Regions from separate parts of the Homo sapiens genome. Here region 2 is linked to region 1. A link is an interaction called in ENCODE POLR2A ChIA-PET data of the cell type or tissue named here. Cell type or tissue: PC-9. All regions are shown on one strand.

Region 1 (8,000 bases):
GGATGGTTAATGGGTACAAAAATACAGTTAGATAGAAGGAATAAGATCTAACGTTCAGTAGCACAATAGGGTGATAGAGTTAACAGAAATTATTGCGTATTTCAAAATAATTAAAGGAGTGGAATTGGGATGTTCCTAACACAAGGAAATGATAAATGCTTGATATGACGGATACTCTAATTACCCTGATTTGATCATTATACATTGCATACTTGTCTCGAAATATCACATGTACTCCAAAAATATGTACAACTATTATGTATCCATAGTAATTAAAAATAAAGCCTTTTAAGTTTAAAAATAAACAAACTGGATGCACGTGGTAGCTCATGCCTGTAGTCTCAGCACTTTGGGAGGCCCAGACAGGAGAACTGTTTGAACCCAGGAGTTTGAGATCAGCCTGGGCAACTAAGTGAGACCCCGGACTCTACAAATATGAAAAAAAACAATTTGCCGGGCACGGTGGTGGGCACCTGTAGTCCTAGCTACTCGGGAGGCTGAACCAGGAGGATCACTTGAGCCCAAGAGTTCGAGACTGCAGTAAGATATGACTGTGTCACTGCACTCCAGCTTGAGCAACAGAGTGAGAACTTGTCTGAAAAACAAAACCAAAAAACCCCAAAAAACAAATTGTTGCCTGGAAGAATTGGTTCTTTAATGATCATAGTTCCACTCATCTGCATGGCATTTTATTTTATTTATTGTTGTTATTATTATTATTATTATTATTTTTGAGATGGAGTCTCACTCTGTCGCCCAGGCTGGAGTGCAATAACACGATCTCGCTCACTGCAACCTCCGCCTCCCAGGTTCAAGCCATTCTTCTGCCTCAGCCTCCCGAGTAACCAGGATTAGAGGTGCTCACCACCATGCCCGGCTAATTTTTGTATTTTAGTAGAGAGGGGTTTCACCATGTTGGCCAGGCTGGTCTCGAACTACTGACCTCAAGTGATCCACCTGCCTCAGCCTCCTAAAGTGCTGGGATTACAGGCACGAGCCACCTAGCCCGGCCTCTGCATGGTATTTTAGAGCAACTGCCTCTATATTCACAATCTGGCCTGATCGTCCTGCAACCCTCAGTCCATTAACTCCTATAACTAGTAGAATTCACTTCTCTCATTTACTAGCTGTTGCTAGCCAAGTGTCGCCTGATAGAATGCAATGTCAAACTGCTAGGTTTTGTTTGGGAGACAGGGAAGGAAATGCCAGAGAAGGGCAGTAATGACTCAGAAGTGAGTTTAAGATGAGGGCTGTGATACCTTGGGGTGGGAGGTGCTGAATTTCGTGTGTGTGTGTGTGTGTGTGTGTGTGTGTGTGTGTTCAAATGCAAACTTAAAGCTGTGAAATCATTAAGTCTAGAAGTTCCCTGAATTTGGGGTGGGGCCATACAAGGGATTCCCTCCTTTTCTCCCCAGGAATAGGGTATGGAAGGCCAGATGTCTCCATCCCACAACGGGGGCCTTCCCATCCCTTGGTGTTCTCTGCCCCGCCCCCACTGCCACATCATCACCTCCCACCCCTGTAGTGGGGAATACAGCATCCCTTCCCCTATGGCCCCTCCAGAGAATTCACACCATCCCAGGAAACTTTCTCCAAATCTCTGTCTCTTTGCCTGGCCACCCAACATCCTCCCCCTTCAGCCGGACTTTACCATAAATGCTGCTGCCCCCAATCTTCCCTAATAGGCCTGCCAAGGCACAGAGCTATTTTTACCTCCTTCCCTTCTCAGGCCTGCAGACCTCTGGGAGGAGCAGGAGCAGCCTCTGCTTTCCTCCAGCAGCCGGGTCCCCACCTGGAACATCTGCTCTGCAGCTCAGGGAAGTTCTGCTTTCCCAAGCCTCACCCCATTTGCTGGAATCTTTTCCTTACGTCTGAAGTCTTCCCCAGGTTGGGACCATTTCAGTTCTTAGTTATTCCCTCTGTGGGTTTGGGACTCCATTTGAGCTACTCTTACTACCTCAACTCTCTGTCACCCACTGGCCTTGGTTTAGTGCAGATTCATTTGAAGCCACCTGTGATTAGAACACATTCCCTCCCACCCCCTAAAATATAGACATATCCCTGCAGATTGCTGGAGAGGGCAGAACAGAGGGATGCCAGTGGCCTCTGCAGATAAGTCTTTCTCCCTCCATACCTTTCCCTCTTCTCTCAGAATCTCCATCTTTGGCATAGGGAAGTTTACCTCCAGGCCAAGACTTTTCCCAGGTTCTATGGTCTGGGATAGTTAGCGTGAGAAGGGTCACCCCTCGAGCTCTTCATGGTGGCTCTCGGCCACACCAGGCTCTGGAGGAAATATAGAGCTGGCTTGCTGTCCCAGACCCCTGTCTTGTTCCGCTCCTCTCAATGTCCCCAGTACTAAGCAGGTCTCTTAAAAAACGTCAAAAGCCCCCCTCTCATCCTGCGTCCTCCAAGCAGTTAGACTAAGTGGAAATAGCTCTGGGCAAACATTTTCTATCTAAATAGTGCTTAAGTAGGGGAAGTAAAGCTTTTAAAAGCCACGTATATGCCTCCTGGGAGGAGTCTGTCATCCGTGGGTAAGGGTGGGGAGGGGGACAAGTGCCACTTCTGCCTCTGTCCCACCACCTCAGATAGGTACCAGCTGACCCACCTTTCTGTCTCTACTCTTCCCAGATACTTGTCCTGATTTGCATCTATCTTAACTCCTCCTGGGGAAACCAAGCCAAGGACCCCCTCGCCTCACCCCAGATGGTCACTCAGAACCCGGCTCGACCAGGCCCCAGAGCAGTCAGCAGAGCCACAACTCCCGGAAAGGGGTCTTCTAACTTGGAGGGTGTGGGAAATCCAGCCTTCCCTTTCTTTCCATTCCCTTCAGCAGGGAGAGGAAGGGGAGAGGGGAGCATAGACTAACCCCCCTGCCCCACACGATCCCGCCTCCCTGGGGTTAGGAGCATCAGCAGGCCTTTGGGAGGCGGGGAGGAGCCAGGCTGGAACACTTGCCGCCCAGCCCAAAATCTCATCCCCGATGGCACTGCGGAAGCGGCGTGGAGAGGAGCAGCATAGAAACCCGAGACTCCCAGGTTTATTGGGGGTTATGATCCAAAAGCTACATTTTTATCCAAGTGTGAAGAATGGGGAGAGCTGCAAAGAAAGCAACAAGTGGCCCCGGGCGGAGCCGGGGGGTGGGGGCGCCAGCCTCCTCCCGCCGGCTGCGCTGCTGCGCCTGGCCCCCGCCCCCGCAGGCATGCGGGGTGATTCACCTCGCCCAGACTGCGCCCAGACCGCCGGACCCCGCAGGGGCTGTCCACCCACTCCACCAGCCCCTCTTGCACTCCTGACGCCCACTCTTCCCCGCCCAGCCCCGCCCGCTTCCAGGAGGCCCAGGGTGCCAGCGCGCCGCGGGTGAGGGTGTCCTCAAGGGCCTGAAAATGCCTGGTGGCCAGGAGCAGAGAGCAGCGAGGGGACAGGGGTGGGCCGCCGAGGCCGATGTGGGGGCGCGGGGGCGCAGGGTCTGGGGAGGAGGTTGGCGGTCGCGTTCCCCGCTTGGCACAGCCCCCGCTGGTGCGTGCCTGAGCCCTGAATCACCCGCTATATCAGGCCCGCAGGCGCAGAGGCCCCAGGCCCGGGCCCCGCAGCCAGTGTCCGCTTACAGCGGACCCCAACGATCGCGAGGGACCCCTGACTTTCCTAGAAACTTCCCCCAAGTAGGAAGAAGTTTGACAGAGCCAATTAGGGAGGGAGCGGTCTGCGAGGGGCAGCGTCCTCGAGTCCACCCGCTAATTCGGTTCTGCTACAAGTTTGGGACCCGAGGGAAGGATCTGAGTGGGGAGGTGCGAGGTGCAGAGCGCGCCCCTCTACGCGCCCCAGGAGTCCGCCGCTCCCTCCACCCCATCCTACCCCACCCAACCCCACCCCAGCCGCGCTCACCGGAAGGAGGGTGGATCTGCCGGGCGCCCGGGCCAGGCTGGGAGGGGAGCAGCGCCACGGGCAGGTCTCCCCACCCCAACTCCCAGGCAGGGGACGCGGGCCGGGCGCGGGAGCTCTGGGCGCCTTCCGCCCTGTGGGCTCACCTGGTAGATCATGACTTTAAAGTTGCGGCGCCGCAGCAGCTCGGCCTCGTTGACCTCCAGCTTCTTGATCTGCCCCGCCTGGCGCTCCAGGCTGCCGCGCACGGTCTTCACGTTGACGCTGACCTTGCGCACCTTCTCCAGCAGCTTGCTCACCGTATTGCTCGTGGTGGCGTGCGCCTTGCCCAGCTTGCTCAGCTCGCCCTGGATGCTCTGCACTGCGCCCTCCATCTCCGCCTGCCGCTCCTCCAGCTGTGCTTGAGTCAGCTGGATCTGGTCTACGGCCCCGATGATTTTGTCCAGGAGGCTCAGCACCAGCACGCCGTTCACCTGGTCCGACTTGATCAGCTCTTCTGAGCCGGCCCCCGACGGCTCCTCCGCTGCCTGAGCCCCAGCGGAGGAAGGCTCCGGGGCCTCGGCGTCGGGGTACCCGGGAAGCGGCCGCTCGACAATATAGAGCGTGGGGTCCTCCATGGCTACCCGGAGCCGTGCGGGACCGGCCGGGTGGGGCTGGAGCTGGAGCGGGAGACCCGGAGAGAAGCAGGAGCGGAAGGGAGGAGAGCTAGCGGGCGAGAGCGGAGAGCAGAGGAAACTCGAGCCACGTCCGTGCGCACCGGGACAGCGGCCAGAACTGCTGGGCGGGGGATCGGTGAGCTCCCCAGCTCCCGGGCCAAACTCCGGAGTCTGATCGCTGATTGGCTGGCCCCACCCCAGAAAGGGAGGGACCGGGGCAGAAGGGGAGATCGACGAGGCGGGGCGGCGGAGGGGGACCCAAGAGCCGAGCGCCCCACCCTTCCCGGGATGGTTGGAATAGTTGGAGCGGGAGACTAGGGCCTCCGCTGGCGGCGGGAGCGGGACGGGCGGAGGAATGCGAGCTGAGGAACGGAATCAGGTTCTAAGAGTGTTGCTCTCTGTTTCCCTCTCACTTGAATTGCTCATCCGAAAATCCTCAAGATCTGGGAGCCGGGTGGACCAGGAGATTCTGAAATTATAGGCAAAATCTTGTATTTGCCTTTACCTAGATTTTGAGCACAAAAGGACCCTTGCCCTTTACAATATTTTCTAAGAGGCCTCTCGGATTTCCTCATCACCAACCCCAACCAGGTTACTAACTCAGGGGTAAGCTTAGGGGGTTGTTTGTGGGGGGCGGGGGGAGAAAGAGAGAACGTATTTGGGGTCACGGTGGTGGTGAAGGGCTGCGAAGCTCCTCTAAGTTCTTTTTAGAATTGCCCTAACAGAGTAGAATTAAGATGGGCAATCAAACGGAAAATAAAGCCCACCTCCCAACCCCCCTTTCTGAGACAGGGTGTCACTCTGTCACCCAGGCTGGAGTGCAGCGGTCTGATCACAGTTCACTGCAGCCTCGACCTCTTGGGCTCAGGCAATCCTCCCACTTCAGCCTCCTGAGTAGATGAGACTATAGGCGCTTGCCACCACGCCCAGCTAATTTCAATTTTTATTTTTTTCAATTTTTATTTTTTTAAGAGACGGGGTGTACACTATTTTGACCAGGCTGGTCTCGAACTCCTGAGCTCAAGTGATCTGCTGGTTTCAGCCTCTCAAAGTGCTGGGAGCCACCGCGCCTGGTGTAAAGCCCTTTTTAAAAGCCCACCTCTCTTAGGCCAGGCGCGGTGGCTCATGCCTGTAATCCCAGCACTTTGGGAGGCCCAGGCGGGTGGATCACGAGGTCAGGAGTTCAAGACCAGCCTGGCCCAAGATGGTGAAACCCCGTCTCTGTTACAAATACAAAAATTAGGCCAGGCGCAGTGGCTCATTTTGGGAGGCGGAGGTGGGTGGATCACCTGAGGTCGGGAGTTCGACCTCAGCCTGACCAACATGGAGAAACCCCATCTCTACTAAAAATACAAAATTAGCCAGGCGTGGTGGCGCATGCCTGTAATCCCAGCTATTCGGGAGGCTGAGGCAGGAGAATCACTTGAACCCGGGGGGCAGAGGTTGCAATGAGCTGAGATTCGCGCCATTGCACTCCAGCCTGAGTGGAATTCTACAGAGTAGAATTCCTCTTTTTTCCAAAAGCTTTTTCAATCCTTAGTAGAAGGAATTTAAATTACTTTAATACATTTCTCCTAAATTCTAAAGTAAGTTGGTAATCTGCCAGTTGGTAATCCACTGTCTGAGTGCAGACAGAGTGAGACTCTGTCTCAAAAAAACAAAAAAAACAAAAACAAAAGCAACCCACAAACCCACGTCTCACCTCTCTCTAAAACTCACCTTTCCCTGTGTTCCCCCTCCCACCGCCCCCTCAGAGGCAGCTGACACCAATCTCAGTGAGCAGGATCTAGGAGTCCATTTCTCTTTCAAGATTCCAGGGACTAACAGTAAGCCATCGGAGAGACCATCAAATCCCACCCCCTCATTTGACAGACAGGAAAAGGAAAGCCTGCAGAAGACAGGTGGCTTGCCAGAGATCACTCGCAGGTTAGTGTTGGCATTGGCACTTGAACCCAGGTCTGGACTCCTGCTTTCATGCTCTTTCCACCTTCTGCTCTAAGCCTTCCACTGGGGCAGGGAGACAGGCACCCACAGCCACTCCCCAACTCCCATGTGCTGTTTCAGAAGATTAACCAAAGCATATTTTCATCCATGCTGGGTACAAGGGAGCAGGCAATTCTGAGCAGGCCCAAGGAGGGTCCTTAGTGCAGAAAGTCCAGAAATAGGGAGGCTGCCCATCCTCCCCCATTTTGCTGTCTAGCACAGCACTGGTGCTGTGAGTGTCTGAAGTGGCGCCAGCTCCCTTTCCCACAGAAAAGCGGCAACCCTTTTCCCTCCTTAGGAAACCACACTTGGGTTTCCCCAGCTGGCTGGATGATGGTCCTGGCAAAAGGTCACTTCTAGTCTGGTATCCATTATCATTAGGAAGAGTGAAAAACTGGTCTATGGGGACCCAGGGCCTCCTCAACCCAGACAGAGAACCCACAAACTCAGAAAGGAGACCGACAGTGCAGGGACTGGGTTAGTGCCCTAACAACATTGTAGGGTTTTTTAAGGGTTTACAACACCATATTTGTTATCCGAAATTCTCATAGAAAATGGAGCCATCAACTAGGGCTGTTTATCAGGTTATCCTGAAGTACTGTTTCTGCTAGAAAGGCAAGATACGTGGTTACTGGTAACCTCTTTTTTTCCTTTTTTTTTTTTTTTTTCTTGAGATGGAGTCTCACTCTTTTGCCAGGCTGGAGTGTAGTGGTGCAGTCTTGGCTCACTGCACCCTCCACTTCCTGGGTTCAAGCGATTCTTCTGCCTCAGCCTCCCGAGTACCTGGGACTACAGGCACGCACCACCACACCCAGATAATTTTTTTTTTGTATTTTTAGTAGACACGGGGTTTCGCCATGTTGGGCAGGATGGTCTCAATCTCTTGAGCTCGTGATCCACCCACCTTGGCCTCCCAAAGTGCTGGGATTACAGGTGTGAGCCACTGTGCCCCGCCTTTTTTTTTTTTTTTTTAAGACAGAGTCTCACTCTGTTGACCCTGCAGCCTCGAACTCCCGGGTTCAGGTGATCCTCCCACCTCAGCCTCCCAAATAGCTGTGACTATAAGCGCACACCATCACACCCAGCTAATTTTTGTATTTTTTGTAGAAATGGGGTTTCACCGTGTTGCCCACGCTGGTCTCAAACACCTAGGCTCAAGGGATCCACCTGCCTTGGCCTCCCAAAATGCTAGGAATACAGGCGTGAGCCACTTCGGCTTTGTGTTTTTTCCAACTTTTTTTTTTTTTTTGAGACAAGGTCTTGCTCTGTCATGCAGGCTGAGTGCAGTGGCACAATCACAGCTCACTGCAGTCTTGACCTCCTGGACTCAAGTGATCCTCCCACCTCACCCTCTCAAGTAGCTTGGACTACAGGTGTGCCACCACACCGGGTACCCTAACACTTCAATAACTGTTTTCTCACAAACAAATGGCTTTCTCATTTGAGGCTCAAGTAGAATTAAGCTAGTATATAAGATCA
Region 2 (8,000 bases), 470 kb before region 1:
AATAATATTCTTAAACATTATTTATGTTGTGTGTATGTGTGTGTGTTTTGAGATGGAGTCTTGCTCTGTCACCCAGGCTGGAGTGCAGTGGCATAATCTTGGCTCACTGCAACCTCCACCTCCCGGGTTCAAGTGATTCTTCTGCCTCAGCCTCCCGAGTAGCTGGACTACAGGCGCCTGCCACCATGCCTGGCTAATTTTTGTATTTTTAGTAGACAGACAGGGTTTTGCCAGCTTGTCTAGGCTGATCTCGAACTCCTGACCTCAGGTGATCTGCCCACTTCAGCCTCCCAAAGCGCTAGAGACATGAGCCACCACGCCAGCCTCAACTGTTGTATTAAATTCCACATTCCATAGGTGTTACCAAAATAGTCTCAGTAGTCTTAAAATATCTTTATGCTTATGAACTCCACCCTTGTATCCAAAAGAACTGGTAGCTGGAGAACAAGTTTTATTCCGCCACCCAGCAGGAAGCCTTGGCATCCTGTGGCCCAGTGCATGGTTTTGGGGGATGAAGCTGACTCTGGTTCTTCATGTCCCCAGGTGGGAAGAAAAGATCCCTCTGGCAAAAACCACCCTGGAGAAGACCTGGCTGTTCCACGAGATCGGCCGCTGCTACTTGGAGCTGGACCAGGCCTGGCAGGCCCAGAATTATGGCGAGAAGTCCCAGCAGTGTGCCGAGGAGGAAGGGGACATTGAGTGGCAACTGAATGCCAGTGTTCTGGTGGCCCAGGCACAAGGTATGGGCTCAGAGATGACCACCCTACCTTTTCCAGCCTTCAGGCCCAGCTCACACCAGGGCTAGGAGTCTTGTGGACTGAGTTTACCATCCCAGTGTTTCTCCTTCCCAGATTATTCTGAGAGTGGGGATAAGCCACTCTATTTTGACCAGCACGTGGTAAGTGCTTTCATTAAGCAAAGCTTGGTTAGAGCTTGGGGTACCTTGAGCCTACCTCTGCCCTTGAGGAGGTCAGCTGCAGACCCACACAGCATCGTGTCATCCTCACAACAGTGCCCATGTATTGAGCCACTTTCCTTCTGCCTTGGTACTTTTTTTTTGTTTTGTTTCATTTTGTTTTTGAGACAGAGTTTCGCTTTTGTTGCCCAGGCTGGAGTGCAGTGGTGCGATCTCGGCTCATTGCAACCTCTGCCTCCCAGGTTCAAGTGATTCTTCTGCTTCAGGCTCCCAAGTAGCTGGGATTACAGGCGTCTGCCACCACACCTGGCTAATTTTTTGTGTTTTTAGTAGAGACAGGGTTTCACCATGTTGGCTAGGCTGGTCTCAAATTCCTGACCTCAGGTGATCCAAACGCCTCGGCCTCCCAAAGTGCTAGGATTACAGGCGTGAGCCACCATGCCCGGCCCTGTTTTGTTTTTTGAGACGAAGTCTCACTATGTTACCCAGGCTAGACTGCAGGGGCACGATCTCAGCTCACTGCAACCTTGGCCTCCCGGGTTCAAGCGATTCTCCTGCTTCAGCCTCCAGGGTAGCTGGGATTACAGGCGCGCACCACCACACCCGGCTAATTTTTGTATTTTTAGTAGAGACGGGGTTTCACCACGTTGGCCAGGCTGTTCTCGAACTCCTGACCTCAGGTGATCCACCCGCCTCAGCTTCCCAAAGTGCTGGGATTACAGGCATGAGCCACCACACCCAGCCAGCATTCTTGTATTGAATCATTATGATGTAGGTAGGCATTATCATCCTTATTTTAGAGATAGGGAAACTGAGGCACAGAGAGGTCCAGTAGACTCCCCAAGTCCTATGAGGGAAGCTTTTTTTTTTTTTTTGAGATGGAGACTCACTCTGTCACCCAGGCTGGAGTGCAGTGGCGCGATCTCAGCTCACTGCAACCTCTGCCTCATGGGTTCAAATGATTCCTGTGCCTCAGCTTCCTGAGTAGCTGGGATTACATGTGTGCACCATAATACCCAGCTATGTCTTTGTATTTTTAGAGATGCAGTTTCACTATGTTGGCTGGTTTCAAACTCCTGGCCTCAAGTGATCCACCCACCTCAGCCTACCAAAGTGCTGGGATTACAGGTGTGAGCCACTGCGCCTGGCCGAGGAAACCTTTTATTTTTTAATTTATTTTATTTCTTTATTTTTATTTTTTGAGATGGAGTCTTGCTGTGTCACCCAGGCTGGAGTGTAGTGACACAATCTCGGCTCACTGCAACCTCTGTCTCCTGGGTTCAAGCGATTCTGCTGTCTCAGCCTTCCGAGTAGCTGGGATTACAGGCGTGTGCCACCACTCCTGGCTAATTTTTTTGTATTTTTGTAGAGATGGGGTTTCACCATGTTGGTCAGGCTGGTCTCGAACTTCTGACCTCAAGTGATCTGCCCGCCTCTGCCTCCCAAAGTGCTGGGATTATAGGCATAAGCCACTGCACCCGGCCTCCAAGGGAACCTTTCAGAGTGATGGAAATGTTCTAAAATGGGATTGTGGTGGCCACTGTACAACTCTGTAAATTTTCTTCTTTTTTTTTTTTGAGATGGAGTCTTGCTCTGTCACCTAGACTGGAGTGCAGTGGCACAATCTTGGCTCACTGCAACCTCCGCCTCCCGTGTTCAAGCTATTCTCCTGCCTCAGTCTCCTGAGTAGCTGGGATTACAGGCGTGCGCCACCACACCTGGCTAATGTTTGTATTTTTAGTAGAGACGGGATTTCACCAAGTTGGTCAGGCTGGTCTTGAACTCTTGACCTCGTGATCTGCCTGCTTCAGCCTCCCAAAGTGCTGGGATTACAGTTGTGAGCCACTGTGCCCGGCCTCAACTCTGTAAATTTTCTCAAAATCATTGAACTTTATCCTTACAAGCCGGTGAACTTTATTTATTTATTTTTTTGAGAAGGCGTCTCACTCTGTTGCCCAGTCTGGAATGCAGTGGCGCGATCTTGGCTCACTGCAACCTCCGCCTCCCGGGGTCAAGTGGTTTTCCTGTCACATTGAGATAACTTTAAATTACATACTCAGTTAAAAATTAGGCTGGGGACAGGCACGGTGGCTCACGCATGTAATCCCAGCACTTTGGGAGGCCGAGGCAGGTGGATCACCTGAGGTCAGGAGTTTGGTACCAGCCTGACCAACAAGGTGAAACCTCGTCTCTACTAAAAATACAAAAATTAGCCAGGTGTGGTGGCACACGCCTGTAGTCCCAACTACTCGGGAGGCTGAGGCAGGAGAACTGCTTGAATCCAGGAGGCGGAGGTTGCAGTGAGCCCAGATTGCGCCACTGTGCTCCAGTCTGGGTGAAAGAACGAGACTCTGTCGCAAAAAAAAAAAAAAAAAAAAAAAAAAAAATTAGCCTGGCCATAGTGGCTAACACTTATAATCCTGGCACTTTGGGAAGCCAAGGTGGGAGGATCGGTTGAGCCCAGGAGTTTGATACCAGCCTGGGCAACATAGGGAGATCTCATCTTTACAAAAAATAAGGCAACTTAAAGAGACCTCATCTCTACAAAAAATAAAAATTAGGGCGGGGCACAGTGGCCCATGCCTGTAATCCCTGCACTTTGGGAGGCCAAGGTGGGCAGATCACAAGGTCAGGAGTTCAAGACCAGCCTGGCCAACATAGTGAAACCCCATCTCTACTAAAAATCCAAAAAATTAGCCGGGCGTGGTGGTGCATGCTTGTAATCCAAGCTGCTCGGGAGGCTGAGGCAGGAGAGTTGCTTGAACCTGGGAGGCGGAGGTTGCAGTGAGCTGAGATCGTGCCACTGCACTCCAGTCCAGGCGACTATGAGACTCTGTATCAAAAAAAAAAAAAAAAAAAAAATTAGCTGAGTGTGGTGGCAGGCACCTGTGATCCCAAATATTTGGGAGGCTGAGGTAGAAGGATCACTTGAGCCCAGGTTGAGACCGCAGTGAGCCATGATCATGCCACTGCATTCCAGCCTGGGATACAGAGCGAGGCCCTGACCCTCACTCCAAAAAAAAAAAAAAAAAAAAAAAAAAAAACAGAAAGAATGAAAGAATAATCCTGAATGATTTACTCTCTTGAATAAGCATGTGACTCTTCTGCAGACCTTTAATGTCAGAGTCCCACTGGTCTTGAAAGGAATACTGCGACTCCACATATTTTCAGAATTACACTTAAATTTCCTTTAAGTGTAATAGCCTTTTTTTTCTTCTTTTTTGAGATAGAGTCTTGCTTTATCACCCAGACTTTAGTGCAGTGTCACGTCCCTGCATTCATGGCTCACTGCAGCCTCAACCTCCCAGGCTCCGGTGATTCTCCCTCCTCAGCCTCCCCAGTTGCTGGGACCACAGGTGCATGCCACCATGCCTGGCAAATTTTTTTTTTGGTAGAGAACGGGGTCTCCCTATGTTGTCCAGGTTGTTCTGGAACTCCTGGGCTCAAGCAGTGCTCCCACCTCGGCCTCCCAAAATGCTGGGATTACAGGCATGAGCCGCTGTGTCTAGCCAAGTGTAATGGCGTTTTATTTTATTTTATTTTATTTATTTTTGAGATGGAGTTTCGCTGTTTCACCCAGGCTGGAGTGCAGTGGTGCAATCTCAGCTCAGTGCAACCTCTGCCTTCCGATTTCAAGCGATTCTTCTGCCTCAGCCTCCCAGGTAGCTGGGATTACATGCGTCCACCACCATGCCTGGCTAATTTTTGTATTTTTAGTAGAGATGGGGTTTCACCATGTTGGCCATGCTGATCTCAATCTCCTGACCTTGTGATCCGCCTGTCTTGGCCTCCCAAATTGTTGGGATTACAGGTGTGAGCCACCGCGACTGGCTGTAATGACCTTTTAAAGTCTGACTTATGAACACAAGGGCTTATTTTCCCCATGGGTCTCAAAGCAGTGCTTGGGAGGAGGATAGATCTTGGATATACTCAATTGTAAAAGAAAGCAGTGGTTTGTGAAGACCTTGGCTGGTAAGCACTTTCTCCTTTATGAAGCTCTTGGCTAGGTGAGGTGGTTCACGCCTGTAATCCCAGCACTTTGGGAGGCCAAGGTGGAGGATTGCTTGAGGCCAGTAGTTCGAGACCAGGCTGGGCAACATGGTGAGACCCTGTCTCTATTAATTTAATTATATATATATATATAGAGAGAGAGAGAGAGAGAGACAGGGTCTCACTCTGTCACCCAGGCTGGAGTGCAGCAGTGCAATCTGGGCTCACTGCAACATTGACCTTCTGGGATCAAGGGATCCTCCCATCTCAGCCTCCCGAGTAGCTGGGACTACATGCATGCGGCCTCACACCCAGCTAATTTTGTATTTTTGGTAGAGATCGGGTCTCACTATGTTGCCCAGGCTGGTCTTGAACTCCTGGTTCAAGTGATCCGCCTGCCTTAGCCTCCCAAAGTGCTGGGATTATAGGTGTGAGCCACCGCACCTAGCCTATGTATGTATGTATTTATTTTTAATTAATTAATTTTTTTGAGACAGTCTTGCTCTGTCACACAGGCTGGAGTGCAGTGGCGCGATCTCGGCTCACTGCAACCTCTGCCTCTGAGGTTCAAGCAATTCTTCTGCCTCAGCCTCCCGAGTAGCTGGGTTTACAGTCGCCCGTCACCATGCCTGGCTAATTTTTGTATTTTTAGTAGAGATGGGGATGTCACCATGTTGGCCAGGGTGGTCTCGAACTCCTGACCTCAAGCAATCCGCCCACCTTGGCCTCCCAAAGTGCTGGGATTACAGACGTGAGCCACCACGCCCGGCCTGACATATGTATTTAATTTTTTAAAATGAAATGAAGCTCTGAGGGCTCAAATCAATCACTCAATCAATCTGCTAATCATTTCAGTCCCAGCTCCAGCACTAATTGGCACGGAGAGCCCAGATGAGCCGCTTTTTCTACGGGTTCAGATTGTACCTGAGTGGGGCCTGGACTCGAGACAGCTGAGGTTCCAGCAGCTGGCCCATGGATTGCATCCAGCCCTCTGTGCTTTGGTCTGCATATCATTTTTGAAAAAAATGAATGACCATTTAAAAAATATGAATTTCTGGCCGAGCGGTGGCTCACACCTGTAATCCCAGCACTTTGGGAGGCCGAGGCAGGTGGATCACCTGAGGTCAGGGTTTAAGACCAGCCTGACCAACATGACGAAACCCCATCTCTACTTAAAAAACAAAATTAGCCAGGTGTGGTGTCATGTGCCTGTAATCCCAGCTTCTCAGGAGGCTGAGGCAGGAGAATCGCTTGAACCTGGGAGGCAGAGGTTGCAGTGAGCCGAGATTGCCCCATTGCACTCCAGCCTGGGCAACAAGAGTGAAACTCTGTCTCAAAAAAAAAAAAAAAAAAATTCGTCTTCCAGAACAATCTAAAGATGGAGCAGGATGCGGTTTTCTCCTCCACTCTGGAGACATATGATGTATGCACTAGACTGCACCACAGTCCCCTTCTCTCACCAACGCCTTTGAATGAGGCCCAGGTTCCTCAGTCCTGGTTCTCGATGGTGACATAGCCCAGGAACACGGTGGAAAGGATGGTGCTGAGCAGCTCAGTGATGCTTCCCTGGGGCCTGGGTCCGACTACAGCTCACACAAGCTTCTGATGGGCCCTGGCAGTGCTCGAGTAGCCAGAGGCTCCATCATGCACCACACGTTGTCACACTCTACCTGTGTTGTGCCTTCTCCCCTTGCTCTCCAGTGAAGCTGAGAGACTTCGAGTCAGCCGTGAACAATTTTGAGAAGGCCCTGGAGAGAGCAAAGCTTGTGCATAACAACGAGGCGCAGCAGGCCATCATCAGTGTGAGCCTTTCCACCCGCCGGGCTTCGGGTGTCAGGAGTGGGGTTGGGTGGTCAGGCCTTCAGTTCCCCCTCAGCCTGCTTGGGCGCCATTCCACAGCCGTTTTTTTGTTTGTTTGTTTATTTGTTTTGAGACAGAGTCTTGCTCTGTTGCCCAGGCTGGAGTGCAATGGCGTGATCTCGGCTCACTGCAAGCTCCGCTTCCGGGTTCACACCATTCTCCTGCCTCAGCCTCCCAAGTAGCTAGGACTACAGGCGCCCCCCACCACGTCTGGCTAATTTTTTGTATTTTTAGTAGAGACAGGGTTTCACTGTTAGCCAGGATGGTCTCGATCTCCTGACTTTGTGATCCGCCCGCCTTGGCCTCTCAAAATGCTGGGATTACAGGCGTGAGCCACTGTGCCCAGCCAGAAACAAAAATTTTACAAAATATATTTACCTCTGCTACGTACTCTGCATGCTGATATTTCCTATTACATTCTGTTTTCTTATTTTTATTTATTTATTTATTTATTGAGACAGGGTCTCACTCCCGTTGGCCAGGTCAGAATGCAGTGGCACTGTTATGGCTCATTGCAGCCTCGACCTCCTGGGCTCAAGTTATCCTCCTGCCTCATTTTAAAATTTTTTTGTAGAGATGAGGTCTCACTATGTCTTGAACTCCTGAGCTCAGGCAATCCACCCTCCTCAGCCTCCCAATGTGCTGGGATTACACGTGTAAACTGTACTTAGCTTTTTTTTTTTTTTTTTTTGAGACTGAGTCTCACTTGTCACCCAGGCTGGAGTGCAATGGTGTGATCTTGGCTCACTGCAACCTCCGCCTCCCGGGTTCAAACGATTCACCTGCCTCAGCCTCCCGAGTAGCTGGGATCACAGGCGCCCCCCCACCACGCCCAGCTAATTTTTGTATTTTTAGTAGAGATGGGGTTTCACCATGTTGGCCAGGCTGGTTTGGAACTCCTGACCTCAAATGATCTGTCTGCCTCGGCCTCCCAAAGTGCTGGGATTATAGGTGTGAGCCACTGTGCCTGGCCATAATTTTTGTATTTTTAATAGAGATGGGATTTAGCCATGTTGGCCAGGCTGGTCTCGAACTCCTGACCTTAGGTGATCTGCCCGCCTCGGCCTTCCAAAGTGATGGTATTACTGGTATGAGCCACCATGCCCGGCCTTTTTTTTTTTTTTTTTTTTTAAATAGAGATGGGGCCATGTATGGTGGGACCTAGCCTGGGACCCAACGTGTTGCTGGGACTCGGCAACATGGCGAAACCCTATCTCTAAAAAATAAAAAAAAT

The links. ChIA-PET counts read pairs that join two places held together with the same protein. Peaks named below come from ENCODE experiments on the same cell type or tissue, not always from the same donor. Only the 100,000 strongest peaks of a DNase experiment are listed, where the experiment ranks them.
Region 2: POLR2A ChIA-PET joins it to region 1 with 12 read pairs; 4 of 35 experiments call an interaction of 5 or more read pairs at or near these places.

Annotation. Positions count from the first base shown.
Region 1 is chr17:42,418,599-42,426,598 of GRCh38, forward strand. It overlaps CAVIN1 (caveolae associated protein 1), which reads right to left and starts at 4,658. Exons shown (of 2, transcript NM_012232.6): 1 at 4,029-4,658. The coding sequence starts at 4,499. LOC102725238 (a long non-coding RNA gene) reads left to right here and starts at 4,590. Exons shown (of 4, transcript XR_007065758.1): 1 at 4,590-4,674; 2 at 6,293-6,464. In PC-9, no CTCF peak of the experiment used is centred here; DNase peaks (open chromatin) are centred at 1,193, 4,193 and 4,773; H3K4me3 peaks cover 2,913 bases; H3K27ac peaks cover 1,238 bases.
Region 2 is chr17:41,948,610-41,956,609 of GRCh38, forward strand. It overlaps ODAD4 (outer dynein arm docking complex subunit 4), which reads left to right. Exons shown (of 12, transcript NM_031421.5): 9 at 544-740; 10 at 6,608-6,708. Among named protein-coding and RNA genes, the nearest start is that of CNP, 14 kb to the right of the region's middle. In PC-9, no CTCF peak of the experiment used is centred here; no DNase peak of the experiment used is centred here.